Linked DNA regions of Homo sapiens: region 2 is linked to region 1. The links are chromatin loops, found by intact Hi-C in ENCODE. Cell type or tissue: gastrocnemius medialis. All regions are shown on one strand. Region 1 overlaps GHR (growth hormone receptor). Region 2 overlaps GHR (growth hormone receptor).

Evidence for each region. Peaks named below come from ENCODE experiments on the same cell type or tissue, not always from the same donor. Only the 100,000 strongest peaks of a DNase experiment are listed, where the experiment ranks them.
Region 2: it touches region 1 in a loop (2.3-fold over the local background); 7 of 110 quality-filtered maps call a loop at or near these places.

Annotation. Positions count from the first base shown.
Region 1 is chr5:42,510,568-42,518,567 of GRCh38, reverse strand. All of the region lies in intron 1 of GHR (growth hormone receptor), which reads right to left. Among named protein-coding and RNA genes, the nearest start is that of GHR, 91 kb to the right of the region's middle. In gastrocnemius medialis, a CTCF peak has its summit at 3,595 (motif pointing left); DNase peaks (open chromatin) are centred at 1,757, 3,637, 7,427 and 7,800; H3K4me3 peaks cover 2,075 bases; H3K27ac peaks cover 8,000 bases.
Region 2 is chr5:42,652,803-42,660,802 of GRCh38, reverse strand. The region is part of intron 3 of GHR (growth hormone receptor); the gene reads right to left. Among named protein-coding and RNA genes, the nearest start is that of CCDC152, 100 kb to the left of the region's middle. In gastrocnemius medialis, a CTCF peak has its summit at 3,957 (motif pointing right); no DNase peak of the experiment used is centred here; H3K4me3 peaks cover 406 bases; H3K27ac peaks cover 2,206 bases.

The DNA of each region.
Region 1 (8,000 bases):
GCCTCTCTGAGGCAGGGGAAAAGCTGATGAAGATGAGGTTAACTCTGCCAGGAGAAAGCACTATAAACTTTTACTTCTTTTAGAGCTTTTTCTCTACCAGTACTATTTTTGCAGAGCCCTGGCTAGAGACAATTAGTTCCTTCATTCTTTTTGCATATGTCTTCCATACCAAAAGGAGAAAAGAAGGCTCTGTTTCCTAAGCATATGTTTTCCCTACACCTCAAGAAGACCATGTTGAGTTGCAAAGGGAACAAACAACCAACAACACACACACAAACTCTTTTAATAAGAAGTTATGAAATTAATGTAATTTCCACTAATCAATCTGTTTTCCTCTGTATGAGTAGCTGCCCACACACACACAGAATTATTAATACTATCATTAATCATTATTATGAATATATACTATATTATATAATAATATATATTAATTATTAGAATCATGAATTCAAAAGGCTAACTTAAGAAAAAAAGGGAAGAGGGTGAGAGAAGGAAGAGGATTACAACCATTCTTTTTCATGTCTAAACTTCAAGCTCATAGATAACAATCTAATATGAGAAGACCAGGGAACTGAGAGAACTGAGCCGCTTAGTTGTGTGAATGGACCTGGCATATTCTAAACTGGTCAAAAGAATATCAGGAAGGAAACAAGACCTCATTTGGTCCTTAGACCCCTCAATGGCAACAGACAGGGCACAGCATCAAGAGAAAACACGCAAGCTTTTGTAATACAAGACAACACCCAGAAGACATGTTGTTTTAATAATGCCAAAAAAAAAAAAGTCCACTATGAGTGACAGCAACCTAACTTCACTTTAAGTCTGAATGAATAATACCACTTAAGAAACTCATACAATTTCAATACAATAAGATTTAGAAATTTATTTTAAACTTACTGCAGATGTCAAAACACATGAATACCAAATACTTCACTTCTTGCTTCTTTCACATTACAATTTTCTTCTTTAATTGGAGCAGAAAAAAACAGGTCCTGACCATAAAAAAGTGATGACATTTCAAGCATGTGGACTGATGTTTTAGTTACACATGCATGCTATTCCCTTTTGACTTATATTTTTTCCAAGGATCAGCCATGCTAATTTTCATACTGTACTCATTCCTTCAGTATTTACCGAGTGCCTACCATGGGATAGGTACTGATTTAGGCCCAGAGGTTATAGTCATAAACAACACAGACACATCCCTGCCTTCCTGGAGCTTTCAATTCAGCACTCTTGTTTCGTTTCAAAGTTCAGTTACTGTTTTGATAAAGCTCAGTTCAGGTTTTAAAAAGGAAACCTCCATCCAAGGAAAATTCTGAAGTTATTGTTGTCTTTCCAAAATTTATTTTCTCAACCCTCCAATTAGTCCATTGGTATAAAACTCACAGTAAATGTCATTCTTAGAGGAAAGAACTTCAACATGATAGTTATTTTTTGCTTTGAGAAGAGGAGTTTTAAAATAATAAATGCTTAATGATTTAACCAGTAGCTTCAGCTGTTACATGCCAAACTAAGTGTTATAACAAACACCAGGGCAGGCAGACTGAAAAAGATGCCTCCAAATTTTAAATTTAAGTTTTTTCTCCCCCTAAAAATCTACACTGACATCCTTAGTGAACACCGGTAAATAATTACACACTCTGGCACTCAAGTGCAAACAATCAGGTTTCAAAGTTTACCCCAACCAGCTGTCCATAAAAAATCTTTTGACAGTGCCAGTAGAGATCAACCTGACCACAGAGGACATGAGGCAACTGGCCAGGACATAAGTCACATAGGTCTACACTTCTGTTTCAGTATAATTTCCAACCGTCTTGCTGATGGGCTCCAAGGCTCTCCAAAGCCACATGAAGATGTCTATATATCTCTTCTCAGGAAAAACTGAAAATTAACTTTCTATTTGAGATTCTTCCACTTTCCTTCTTGAACTTTCTCTTCATCTCCCACTTCCTTGTCCTCTTTCCTCTATTGTCTCTTCCCTACTTTCTCTCCAGGGTCAGATACTGCTTTCAGCTCTTTTCCTGTATTATCTTACCGGAGCCACACACAACCCTAAGAAGCAGCTCAGCAATCATGTCATGTTGCAAAAGGGAACCCTGAAGCCCAGGATCACATAGCTGGGAAGTAGCCAAGCCAGGATTTCAACCAGCTCACCTGACTCCGGGGTCCACAATCACTGTGCCATATTGCCTCTAATGTGACTTTTGGCTTAAGTATTTATGATAAAGATGAACTGGTGGTTTAAGTAGGCAAGTAGCAATGACACCTAAGAAATTAATCTTAATTTCTGCTATGCTTGAGAAAAATCTAACAAATTCTTACTTCAATTAACTGCTTTAAAGGTGGAAATCAAGGTGGCTAATTAATGGGCAATTTATTAAGGGTTTTTCTACACCAGCTTTGAGACTTTTGTCTCTTCCATGTGGAAGTACACTGAGAAAAGTCAGGAGCAAATGCCAATTAGAGATTATAAAGACTACAAAGAACTAAGAAAAAGAAAACAACAAAAATCTAACTTATTATGTTACTACATTCTCTGTGCCCCCTCTAAAAACTAACCAAATGAAGTCTTTGTTTCTATTAACATCTATTATTGTTATTCGTTTCACAAATTAGGAATAGTTTTCAGTGGGCTTATTCTTAGATTTAAACCAAACAACTTGATGGAGCAAATGTTAAAATACTAGCTCCTACAAGATCAACATACCTAAGGAACTAATTTCATAGGCTGCGATAAAACTGAAGAAATGGAAAGGTTGCTACTGCCCTCCTTCCACCAAGGCCTTTACACCTCTATTTTATTCTTCCTGGTTATGAAGGTTGGACCACCCACTAAATTTTCTCCAGCTAAATAAACAGCTACAGCTGAGAACAGTGCAAAGTCCTTGGCTTTCTGCTTTTATATCCACCCAGTGTTAATTCAAGAATGATTTTCAGCGGGTTATAGACTAAATCCAACAGAATAAAATTGGGATCTTAATTAAGAATTACCACTAAATGCATGAAATCATTAGGTTAGCCCTCAGCCTGCCTGTGTCGACCATTACTCTTCTTTCCTCTAGAACAACACCTTGGTGCCTAGAAGCCAAGACTATGTGGATGACATAGAACATAATGGCATTAATCCCATCTGTGGAAAAAGAAAATGCAGGAGCTTATAAAGCAGATTCCATTGGTAAATTGACTGTGTTTAACGACAGGAAGAGAGTATATTGGGAGATGAAAAAGGAAAAACATGTTAACAACAATTGTAAATAGTAGCTGTCTTCATGAAAGAGACACTAGCCTAAGCCAAAATAAACTACAAGGAAAAGAAAATCCTGCTGTTACCAACCAGTAAGGCAAAGCTGCTTTCTGGATTTGCAATCACTTTTCTTTAGTCATTCTTTGGTTTTCTGGAAGGGACCAGGTTTCTATGGAACTCTGATGAGCTCTGGGGAACAGCAGCAGCTAAGGTATATTTAGCAAACATACACTAAGAGTCTACTATGCTCAAGACACTGCATTTTGGTTAAGCCTGCATCATGCTTTATAGTCTTGTAGCTTAAGTACCCTTTGCAAATTCAGTCTGTGCTCCTGATAAAAGGTGACTGCCCTCTCCTGGCCACCTTTCATGAGACTGTTTACTTTCAGATCTTATTAATAGTTGTCACCATCACCTGTCGCCCATCACTCTTCCTCATCTGAGATGCCAAAAACTGCCAGGGAAATGCAGTGTGTGATCAGTTCTTAAAGGTACAATTATGTGTGAGACTAAACACAGGAAAACGTGCATACATAGTTCTCTTAGCAATGAAATGGGGGACCTTCCACTGACCTTCACACAATCTTTTCTTTCTATCCTCCTCTCACCCTGCAATGACTACAGACCCCCACTAATGTCCCCACTGTGGCAGAATTCCAAGCACAGGCCTGGGCATTACCTTATCAGAGCTCCCCATCTAGTCACTGTCTTTGCCTCCGATCTTTCTTAGGCCCTGCCCCAATTGTCCACATCTATTTCTCAACCCCAGCATCTGGTTCTGCTGAATTACCCATTTATATTGGTTATAGGGTATCCCAATATCTCTGAATAGCTTCTTTTTTTTTTTAAATCTAGAACCATTTATGCATATGGTCATAGATAGCTGGGAGTTTGAATAGCCCCAGATATAAGTAACTTTTCAAAGGTCATAAATTATAATAGGACAGAAGAGAGACCTGGTTATCAGAGGAGCAAGGCTGGAGATCTCAACAAGGGGTGAAGTGTGAATTTATCTTCCCAATATGGACTCCCTGGGTCTGCCAATCCAAAGAGGTGACCTTGGTCATGGAAGATTTGCAGAACAAATCTTGCCTGTGGACTTGCACCCAGAAGGCACTTGTAGGTAGTCAATGCAGAATCCAAAAATTACTTGTAAGATGCGCCCAGTGAATTCAGCAAATGTTTTATTTTAGCCATTTGTCTTCAAGGTCAGTTCTGGTTAAAGAAGTTGCTCATTTTAACTAGAAGAAAAAATAAATTCTGGGTGAAGCAAGCTTTGTTTTATTTTTCTTTTCCAGTAAGTAATAAAATCATTTTTTCAAAGACCTTCAGGATAGAAAAGATTTTTTATATTTAACCCATTAATGTTTGCAGTCATTTTTATATTTAACCCATTAATGTTTGCAGTCAACTAATCCCTAGAAATAAGAACAAAGAAGGGAAGACAGGAAGGTAACACACATGAGCTAACATCACAGATAATCCTCAGACCTCTTTATTTGAGTTTTAACCTCACCCTGCTGAAGCTTTTTTTTTTTGAGACGGAGTTTTGCTTTTGTTGCCCAGACTGGAGTGCAATGGCGCGATCTTGGCTCACCACAACCTCCGCCTCCCGAGTTCAAGCGATTCTCCTGCCTCAGCATCCCGAGTAGCTGGGATTACAGGCATGCACCACCACGCCTGGCTAATTTTGTATTTTCAGTAGCGACAAGGTTTCTCCATGTTGGTCAGGCTGGGCTGGAACTCCTCAGGTGATCGGCCCACCTCGGCCTCCCAAAGTGCTGGGATTACAGACGTACAGTACCGCGCCTGGCCCCTGCTAAGCCTTTTATCAGAGCTGCTAAGAAATAACCAATGTGACATATTTAAGCTTCATCTCATCTATTTCCTCTCCATGGCCCTGAGTGGGGCTGCTAATGAGCTGTGAAGTGACAAAGATAACCGGCCTCTATATGGGAGAGAGAAGACTAGAGCTGGATAATCCACAATGTCATTTGGGTTCTCAGCAAAAGCTGCGTATTTCCTATTATAGCCCTAGGAGATGATTTAAGAAGGTGAGAGGGCACTTTTCTCCCAAATAACTGCTCCTACACAATTGAAATTTCACCAAAGAGGTAGATTTCTTTGTGTCAAAGCATCACATCTCCAGTAGTCTTTGATTATCTAAATTTTGCTCAATCAACTGAGATTCAGAAATGTGAAGTAGCTTGCTATTGCTAATGATACACAACCTGTCAATGGCAGAGCTGGGACTCAGATCAGAGGGGATAGTGTTTTAATCATAAACTTCTAAGAATCTCTCTAATTCAACCTTATTTCTCTGACCCCTTTAAAAAAATATCCCCCAGAGCCATAAGTTCAGGACATCAAAGTAATAACCTCAGGGTATACAAAAATGTTGCTGGATTAAGGGGTGATGCCACCAAAAGTTGCACCATGAATCAGATCTGGTAGAAGGGAAATGAGACCAGAAAAAGAGAATGGATCAAAGCTTTCAATTCTAGTTAAAAAAAAAAAAAAAGTTACTGAATGGTTACTTGTGCCATCATGGTAACCAATGAACAACCTGTAAAGTTAGTTTTCAATAGGCAGCCTGATAGTCAAGTGTAGGGCCCTAAAGGATTTGAAGACAGTGTAAGCATTGCTGAAAAGAAAATGCAGAAATGAATATTGATAGTTTGTTCAGACACATAAACAAGTAGGTTGTCTATGTATATATATATATGTCAGGCACTTATCTGAGTACTGGGGACAGGGGCATGCTCTCTGGTCACACAGCCTTATAGTTGACAGTTTGGAAAAGCCAGGGAGGGATCAGGTGAGAAAGGTAAGGAGTGAGAAGACGAATCTGGTTGTATCACCAAAAACCTTTGATAGCTGTATAGTTGGATCGATTCCAAAATCTTCATGGCATATACACCTACTGCTCTCTCCTCTGCCTACCCTGTGCCCCACCCCCAGCCCCATACCTAATGAATCACCATTCCCTGAACACCTCAGAAATCTGTACTTCTTTGTGTCTTTGAATATGTGGATTCCTGGATCCCCCCACCATTCTCTGCCTTGAGAACCCCTGAGTCCATTTTCTCACATTGTTTTCATCAGCACCCTTGTGAAGCCTTGTCCAGCACCAGAGGGAGTTCATTACCATCTTCCTGCTCCTTTATAACATCAGCACAAACCAGCACTGTGGCCATCACTGTGGAGTATTGGAATGTCCTATTTTTTGACCATACACAGGGATTGGTAGGGGGTAAAGAGGCAATTAATTCAAATTTCCATCAAATATTAATTTTTCAGCAACCCACCGGCAGCTCAAGCGTAGGGTCTATCTGCAGTCTGTGGACTTAATTTTTAATTGTTAGCATAAGAGCTTGGATTCCTAGAATGGGAGCAGGGAGTGGTTATGATGATAGAGGGGTGCAAAAAGATGAATTCAACCCATATCACAGTATTTTTCCAGGCCAGAAATATTAAGACTTTATTGCTGAAATATTAAGACTTTAAATGTCTGAATACCCCGAAGGGTAGTGTGAACAGCATGAAACTCTGATGCATCCTAAGGAAGACATAAAACCAGGTTTGATAAAAGTCATTCTCCTCTTTCACACAAACACACACACACACACCTGCAAACACATAAACAAAATCAGTAAGTAAAGGAAGACAAATTATTATCTAATAAAAAACAGCCAGATAACAGCTAACAAAAACAAAAAACAAACAAACAAACAAAAAACAAAAAACAGAGGACTGTTTGTAGATGGAGCTTGAGCTTCATTCATTCATTCATTCAACATTTAGTAAATGCCTTGTATGTGCTGAACCTTATTCCAGACACTAAAGATATAATAGAGAAAAACAAAGGAGGAAAACAAGTTTAAAAACCCACAAGTCTTGCCCTCACGGATCTTAATACTTATGGATGTGGTTCAGCCAATACATGAGTATTATAATATATCAGATGATGATAAATACTATGGAGAAAATTAAACTATGATGTAAAGTAGAGAACGTTGTTGGGGTGGTGTTGTTCTTTTAAATCAGCTGGTTAGAGAGGTTCAAACTATGAAAAATATTTTTAAATAAAGAACTGAAATAGAAGAAGAAATCCGTGAGGACTTCTGGAGGGAAAGCATTCCAGGCAGGGAAAGACCAGTAGCAAAAGTCACAAGGTGGGTGCTCACCTGACACATGGGAAATAACAAAGATGACCCAAGGAGTGCAGTCTGTTCTATTACAGCATGTGTTTCTGTAACAGCAAGCAGCTCATATGCTACTGGTAAATAGTGGGATAATATTGGTATTACATGGAAACAAGATTTTTCTTAGGCAAGAGGAGTAAGAATAGCAAGAACAGAATTATAACCTTAGCAGGAAAGGAAAAATCCCTGAAGTTGGCTGCTGCACAGACTGCAGTGATTTCAGCTCTCTTAAGGGAATTAAAGATGAGCGCCTGCACCCAGAGGTGTCTCCCAAGAAATACGCCCTCTCCCACCAGGCAAAGCTATCTGCTCAAGGCAGGCTGAACTTCTTCCTATGACCACTTTTGTGGTAGGCCCTCTGGCTCAGAGCTCCATTCATCTGTCTCATCTCAGCTCCCCAGCCGGCATCTCCATGCTACTGTTTTTGTGCATTTTTAATATTCCTTGAGTCGCCTTCAGTCAATCTGAGCTGCCTGCCTTCCTGTTATCTCCCAAGGTATCTATTATTGCTTTGGTTATTGCTACAGTTTTTTATGTTGTATAAGATA
Region 2 (8,000 bases), 140 kb before region 1:
TTTGATCGTCTGAAGTCTTCTCTCAGCTCGTCAAAGTCATTCTCCGTCCAGCTTTGTTCCGTTGCTGGTGAGGAACTGCGTTCCTTTGGAGGAGGAGAGGTGCTCTGCTTTTCAGAGTTTCCAGTTTTTCTGCTCTGTTTTTTCCCCATCTTTGTGGTTTTATCTACTTTTGGTCTTTGATGATGGTGATGTACAGATGGGTTTTTGGTGTGGATGTCCTTTCTGTTTGTTAGTTTTCCTTCTAACAGACAGGACCCTCAGCTGCAGGTCTGTTGGAGTTTGCTAGAGGTCCACTCCAGACCCTGTTTTCCTGGGTACCAGCAGCGGTGGCTGCAGAACAGCGGATTTTCATGAACCTTGAATGCTGCTGCCTGATCGTTCCTCTGGAAGTTTTGTCTCAGAGGAGTACCTGGCCGTGTGAGGTGTCAGTCTGCCCCTACTGAGGGGTGTCTCCCAGTTAGGCTGCTCAGGGGTCAGGGGTCAGGGACCCACTTGAGGAGGCAGTCTGCCTGTTCTCAGATCTCCAGCTGCATGCTGGGAGAACCACTGCTCTCTTCAAAGCTGTCAGACAGGGACATTTAAGTCTGCAGAGGTTACTGCTGTCTTTTTGTTTGTCTGTACCCTGCCCCCAGAGGTGGAGTCTACAGAGGCAGGCAGGCCTCCTTGAGCTGTTGTGGGCTCCACCCAGTTCGAGATTCCCGCCTGCTTTGTTTACCTAAGCAAACCTGGGCAATGCCTGGCGCCCCTCCCCCAGCCTTGCTGCCACCTTGCAGTTTGATCTCAGACTGCTGTGCTAGCAATCAGCGAGACTCCGTGGGCGTAGGACCCTCCGAGCCAGGTGCGGGATATAATCTCCTGGTGCGCCGTTTTTTAAGCCCGTCAGAAAAGCGCAGTATTAGGGTGGGAGTGACCCGATTTTCCAGGTGCCATCTGTCACCCCTTTCTTTGACTCGGAAAGGGAACTCCCTGTCCCCTTGCGCTTCCTGAGTGAGGCAATGCCTCACCCTGCTTCGGCTCCTGCAAAGTGTGCTGCACCCACTGTCCCGGGCCCACTGTCTGGCACTCCCTAGTGAGATGAATGCAGTAGCTCAGATGGAAATGCAGAAATCACCCGTCTTCTGTGTCGCTCACGCTGGGAGCTGTAGACCGGAGCTGTTCCTATTTGGCCATCGAAGAGAACTTTTTTAAACCTCTTTTTCCTTACAAATTACCCAGTCTCAGGTATGTCCTTTTGGCCGTGTGAGGATGGAGTAATACACATGGCATAGTGCTAACATCCATTTTGATGAATCCTTTCCCTTTGGTCTACCTTCCTGAGAAGCTCAGAGTTTTCATCGAGTTCATAGATACTCAAGGGCCCCTCAGTGGGAAACTTGACCTAATCTTCTTGTGCAGAGTTTCTAATATTTGAAAACTTTCCTACCTTATTTCCTTTAAAACACACCCATCCTGCTTTCTAATCTCAGAGCCTTGGTAGGTAGGGGTAGTATGCAGCAGCAGAAAGAACACAGTCTTTGAAGCTAGCTGGATTTCAGTTTGAATCCCAGCTGTGCAACTTGCTAGTAATGTTACATAAGTTCTCTAAGCTCCAGTTTTCCCCTGTGTAAAATGAGAGCAAAATACCTGCTTATACAGTTGCTGAAAAATAAATCAGATTATTATAGAGTACTTGGCACTTGGTTAGTCTTCAATAAACAACCACCACCATTATTACACTACTCTAGTGGGTTAATAGATCCCCAAGCCTTCATTTGTTGACCTCCAAGAAAATGTCTGAAACTTAGAAAGCCTTATATATTGCAATGCCTTAGCCTAAAAATATGCCTCAAAATTAGAATCTAAAGCACAGATTAGACAACTCTCTTCATAACCTACCAAAATGGAAGCTACTTTTAATCCACATCCACTCTTAAATATAAAACAAATTTAGGTCAGAAGTAATGGACTCCCTAGGCTTTATGGTAGGGTTTCTCAACTTCCACACTATTGGTATTTTGGATCAGATCATTTGTTGCTGTGGAATGCTGTCCTGTGCATTAGAGAATGCTTATCATCATTCCTACTCTCTACCTACTAGATGCCAGTAGCACCCCCTCTTTTCCAGTGTGACAAGTAAAATGTCTCTAGACATTGCCAAATGTCCCCTGGGGGGAAAAAAATCACCCTTGATGAGAACCACTATGGTATGAGAATTATAATTCACTTTATAAAGCTCAATTGCAGATGCTCTGATTACATTTGCATTGGATAATTCTTACTGTATATAAGCAAAAATAACAATGGATAAAAGTTCTTTTTAACCATGATTGATTGAGCTCCTACTTTGTGCTAAGTTTTTGCCATTTGCTTTCTCATTCCATCTTCACAACTCTTCTGTGGAGTATGCTGTATATATTATTATAACCCTCATTTTACAGAGAAGGAAACTTAACTTCAGGAAAGTTAGATAATTTTTAGCCAAAACACAAAGGTAATAAGTAGCAAAGCTGGGATGTGAATCCAGATTTTTCCCACTTCAAAGTTTTCTTCCCATAGGTAGCACTGCCCACTGCCTCTTTCAGTTTTATTTGGATTTTCTTTTTATGGTAAGGTTGCTTTTTTTTGGCATTAGGTTCAGAAACTTATCGGTTTCTATGAGCTGTTAGATAGCTAGTAATAATTAAGAGTCCTGTACTTGATTTGAGATAGTTTTGTACTTCCTCTTTTACCCTAATTTATATGAACAAACAGAAAAGCATCTTTATTATCAGAAATATCTGAATTCCCTAAGCAATAATGCCACATCCCCTCATAAAAAATGAGAAACTAAAGACAAGTCCTGATTCTGAAAAGTTTTCAGCCTGGTTGGGAAAATAAGACTTATACCTATGAAATAAGCTGAAAATAAAACATTTTAGGACCACCTACTCAGAAGAATACCCAGCTACTATTAGGTGGGAGGATCACTTGAGCTCAGGAGTTTGAGGCCAGCCTGGCCAACAAGCAAGACTCCACTATAAAAGCAAGAAAAAGGAACATTTTAGGATATACTGGAGTAGCTATATAAAACTTCATAAGGAAAGGGAAACACCAGTATGTTACTGTAGACTTATAGTACTTCATAGAGAAGTTACAGTAGGAAATAGAGTGACAAAAAAGGGATAGAGATTAGGAAGTTGATTATAACAGGTATTATACTTCTAAATTCCCATTATGAGTGAAGAGAAGAGGTCAGGTGCATATTGGCAAGTATCTACTTATCCACTAGTGGACAATATCCCATTGGACAACTCTCAAGAATAAAAGGAATAAAATCATGGTCCACATTTTCCTCTCTCTCTTTCTAGCCAGGATCTCTGCTTACTTCTAACCATCACCAAAGGATAGATGGCCACTTAGAAGAACTAGAGAAGCCGTATTCATTTCTGGCATTAAAAAGGACTCTAAAAACACTACTTTGGCAGAGAAAATCATTTATATGTAGACACAGACTCTTAGAGCTAGAAGAGACCTTAACAGTCACCTGGACCTACCATTTCATTTTAGATATGAAGAAAATGATGCCTCCAAGAGAGAAATAAATTGCCCATGGTCACACTACTGGTAAGAATCCATGCTGTGTTTTGCTGCCTCCATGAGGAAAAAATCATGGTCACTAAACTGAGATGATCTCTTAATGATTACTCTTATATATTTACTTCATATCCACCAACTGCTAAGCCCCTACCCAGTTTCCAAATGTCACATTTATAGAAAATGAACGAAGGTTGATCCTGAGCCCTAGATTCTATGACACAAGATTAAGACCATGTTCAGGGTTACAGTGATAAGAAAGGTCCCTGACTAGGCATTTTGTAAACTTATAAGAAACCAGAAAAAAAGAATCATTTTGAGTACTGATATTCAACTACATAATGGGCTCAAAATTCCTTGTATAATCAACATACTTTATTACACTAGATGGCAGCAAATAAGTAGCTAGATATATAGTCAGTTAATCAGGAAATGGAAAACAAAATGAAACTACACAGAGATTGGGTCTAAATTTGCTGGAATAAAGTAAATGTCCATGAGCATTAAGCTCTTGCATGCTCCAAAACATTCTTGAAGAAGGCATGATTGTATATATTTTTTAAATCAAGCTTCCTCCTTACACATAGTAGGGTGCTAAACAATGTGGTGAATTGCTGCAACTTTGAATTGTATAACTGCTGATTCCTCGCCAGGTAGGGCAATACAATATATATTTTCAAGATTTTTTTCTCTGGCCATCAGAGGCAGCATAATAATAGAGAATGGGGGATGGACAGGAGTGCAAAGATAGGCTTTAGAGGTGATGTTGCAAGATACGACATCAGGATTCACAGGACAGAAAAGAACATTAACAAGAGCTGGCTGTGAATATTGGCAAACAGGTATTTGAAATTAAATAAAAATAGAGGCTACAGTTTACTGTCTTCAAAATGGACCATGCAAGACAATCCACTGGGTAATGAGAAGATACTAAAATGTTTATTTATATGTGTTGTTTATATAAAATAGGAAACAAATGAAAGTTTTCTAATATTGAGCATGTAAGAGTTGCATAAAGCCTTCAGTCAGCCTGTGTCTGAGTCACATGTTGCATTTGCTATGAGAGGAATTTTGCAGGAAGAGTGGGAGTGTTACCGTTCAGAGGGGTTGTTTGTAGTATCTTTAGTTACCTCTTCATGTAACATGTTAGAACATGTTTTTTGCAGGTTCTGTATGACTGATTTTGTGGATAGATTATACTGATTTAAAATTGATTTAACTAATAATTGTATAACAAATAAGTGAGTTAAAAAGATTCATGTAAAGAAACTTCATACTGAAGGTAAAACTAATTATGCAAGCCCAAATCAACAATAAGAAAATGGCTGGGCTAATACTTTTCTTAACCCTAGAATAAGCTTTCATCAACTCTAACCAAATCTGATAAGCTGTCTTCCAAAATAGGAAATTATCCCAAAGACTATTTGAAATAAAGATCTACTCCTACTGCTGTTAAGAATGAACCTTTAACTTAGTATACATTGTGCTTTTTTCAGAAATGAGACAGTGTCTCATTTCGGTAGACAGTGTCTACTAATGCCAATTTTATATTTTATATTAAACCAAATTTATATATATTTTATGTTTGACAATGAACAGAATATATTAGAACCTTGTACATATATATAACTTACAAATATGTAAACATATGTATCATGTGTTCAAAAATTACTTTACTAATGGGATGTAGAATACAAATTTTAGTGACTTATGACTGAGCATAACCCCGTCATACATGAATGAATAAAATGAGGCAAGAGGCTTAGAGTCTGCCAATGTCACCACGGAGCAGCAATGTCCAAATTCTTATTATTCAAACACTTTCTGTTCCATTCTACTTTGCTTCCACATCTTCCTCAGGTTTATCTAATTAGGTAACATTTAGGTACACAAATCCAAGGCAGAGCCCTGGGCTCCTTATCCTCTTACAGCTCTCCAAGTGCCCTCATCCTGAAATAATTGCTCTGTTAGAAGCACAAAGGTGTGAAAAATATTAAAGGAGCAGCATCTGCCCGTCAAAGAAAATGCAACTATGTGGAAAGGAAGGGCCCAAATATTAGAGCAGAAAGACACTACAGGATAAGCTAAGCACTTATTCTCATAATGAAATATTTTTGGATGAACGTCCATAAAGCAAGAGAATTCCTAAAAATGTATTCGCTATTTTGGACTATATAGGAGAATGAGGAATGGCTTAAAAATGAGAGGTTGACTTGGGGCTGGAGAAGATAGTCTGGCATTCAGGGGCAGACACAAGGGGATGAGGGGATGAGAGGAAACCCTTTCAGATGAGGAGTTTCAAGGCCATGATAATTTACTTACATGTTGGCTCGCTTTTTCTTATAGAGCCTTGCCAAGTGGCTGCAATCAATAGTCTGCACAAACTAGGCTGCAATCATAGTCTGCATAAACTCTGCTAGAGTAGGTACGTGCTCTTCCTAAATGCCAGTGCTTGCAAAATGTGGTCTTGGGAGTCTGGTCCACCTGCAGCAAAACCACTGGGGTAGCTTGTTTTTAACATCAAGCCCCTGAACTCCACCTCAGGCTACTGAGTCAAACTCTGGGACAAGCTTAGGAAACTCCATTTTTGCCCCCTAGTTGATTTATATCTTTTTGGGTCTCAACTCTCAGGCAGAATGTGCTGTCTGGTAAGCGGAAAAGGAGAAAAGACAAGATCAGAGGCTCTGCTATTGGCCTAAGGTAATTAGAGGCTCACATTTGGAAGACAGTGTAATATTCATGTTATAAGATTTGGTGAGACGTAAAACAACTTCTGGCTTATAAAGGAAATTAAACACCAGAACTGGATAAGTTTAAGGAGAGATTACAAATCTTCATCTTGAAAAGAGGGACAACTTGTTTTGGGTCTTTCGGGACATGCATTTGCCTACATGGGGGGCAGGGCATTGGTACAGAATCAGTTACTATGTGAAACTATGTTCCATAAATAGAGACGTTTAATGCTCAAGAAAACCACAGAAGACAGTTTGTATTATTCTCATTTTATAGATGGGGTAAGTAAGACTCTGAGAGGTAAAGCATCTTACCTACATTCATTCAGTTAGTAAGAGACAACGATGGAATTTGAATGTGCATTCTGAAATTTACAACCTGTGCATTTTCACCTGCCTTGTCCTACTACCTGTCTGGTTCTAAAATTCAGGGTACCATTGGTTAAACAGATGAGGGAAAAAATAAAAGCATAGAAGAGATAGGAAAAAAGAGTGAATAGCTAATGTATCTGGCAAAAAGGAAATATGCAGTACTCACTGGGAGCATTTGATAGAACTAAAATAACTCTTACAACACTGGGGAGAAAAGGAATCTTTTTAAACTTATGACCTCATACCCTTGAAGTTGTAGGTCAACCAACAGGAAATATTCACTTGATTTGGACTAGAACACAGAGTTCGTATCTTAGAGGAAATTTTATAGGATCATCAACAGCGACAAGCAGTCAGGTCAGCTGTTGAATTTCACATCTTCCATGGACAGAGAAGGCTTAATATCCCCCTAGAGCAATGGTCTAGCACTGATTCAAGAAGCAATATCTCTCAATTAGAAGCCACAGATGCCACTTCCTATATCAACCAAGATTTTCTGAGTGGTCCCTTACCATTCCGTAATTATTAATGTAACTTTATTTATGGGCTCAGACAGGTCTTAGGACAGAAATTAAGTGTGGTTGTTATGCACTGTGCCAATACAGCTGAATTACATTTGTTACCATGCCCATAATACAACCTCACAAGCTCAATATGACTTTCTCTACTCTGATTTGTATTGGTGCTTTTTGATCAATGACTAGGGCCCGGATGAGCAAACCTGGGGTTTAGAACAAGATAGGGATGGCAGAAAGATCTGAGGTTTTGGGGTCAATATATCCTGAGTTTGAATCCTTGCTTATTTGATTCTAGAAAACTAATACGTTATCTTGCAGCCTGAGATTCCTCAAATTCAGTGAAATAGGGATGACAAGAGTAACCTTACTGAATTATTATAAGATAAACTCCAAAAAGTGCCTGCTTAATAAATGTTTAACATGTCTCATTCAGGAAATTCTGCTACTATTATCCACATACTAAAGCTCATTTTAACATATTTATGATGATAACAAGAGCCAATGTTTATTGGGCACTATGATCTGTCAGGCCCTGTTCTGACATCTTTTAGTATATGGTCTTGCTCAATTCTCCTAACCACAGTATGAGATGGGGGTTGATCGTAATCCTTTTGTAAAGATGAGAAAACTTTGGCCCAGAGATGGAAAGCACCATGCCCAGGAAGTCCTACTTCAAAGTTCACACTGCTTCTCATTATTCTAGAAGAAGATTTCTACATCAGGAGGATGTAAAGAGGCACTGTAGCACAGTAGTACAGAGCAAGGATGCTTGAGTCAGGATGTGTGGATTTGAATCAGGGTCCACATTCAGCTGTGTGTGATTTCA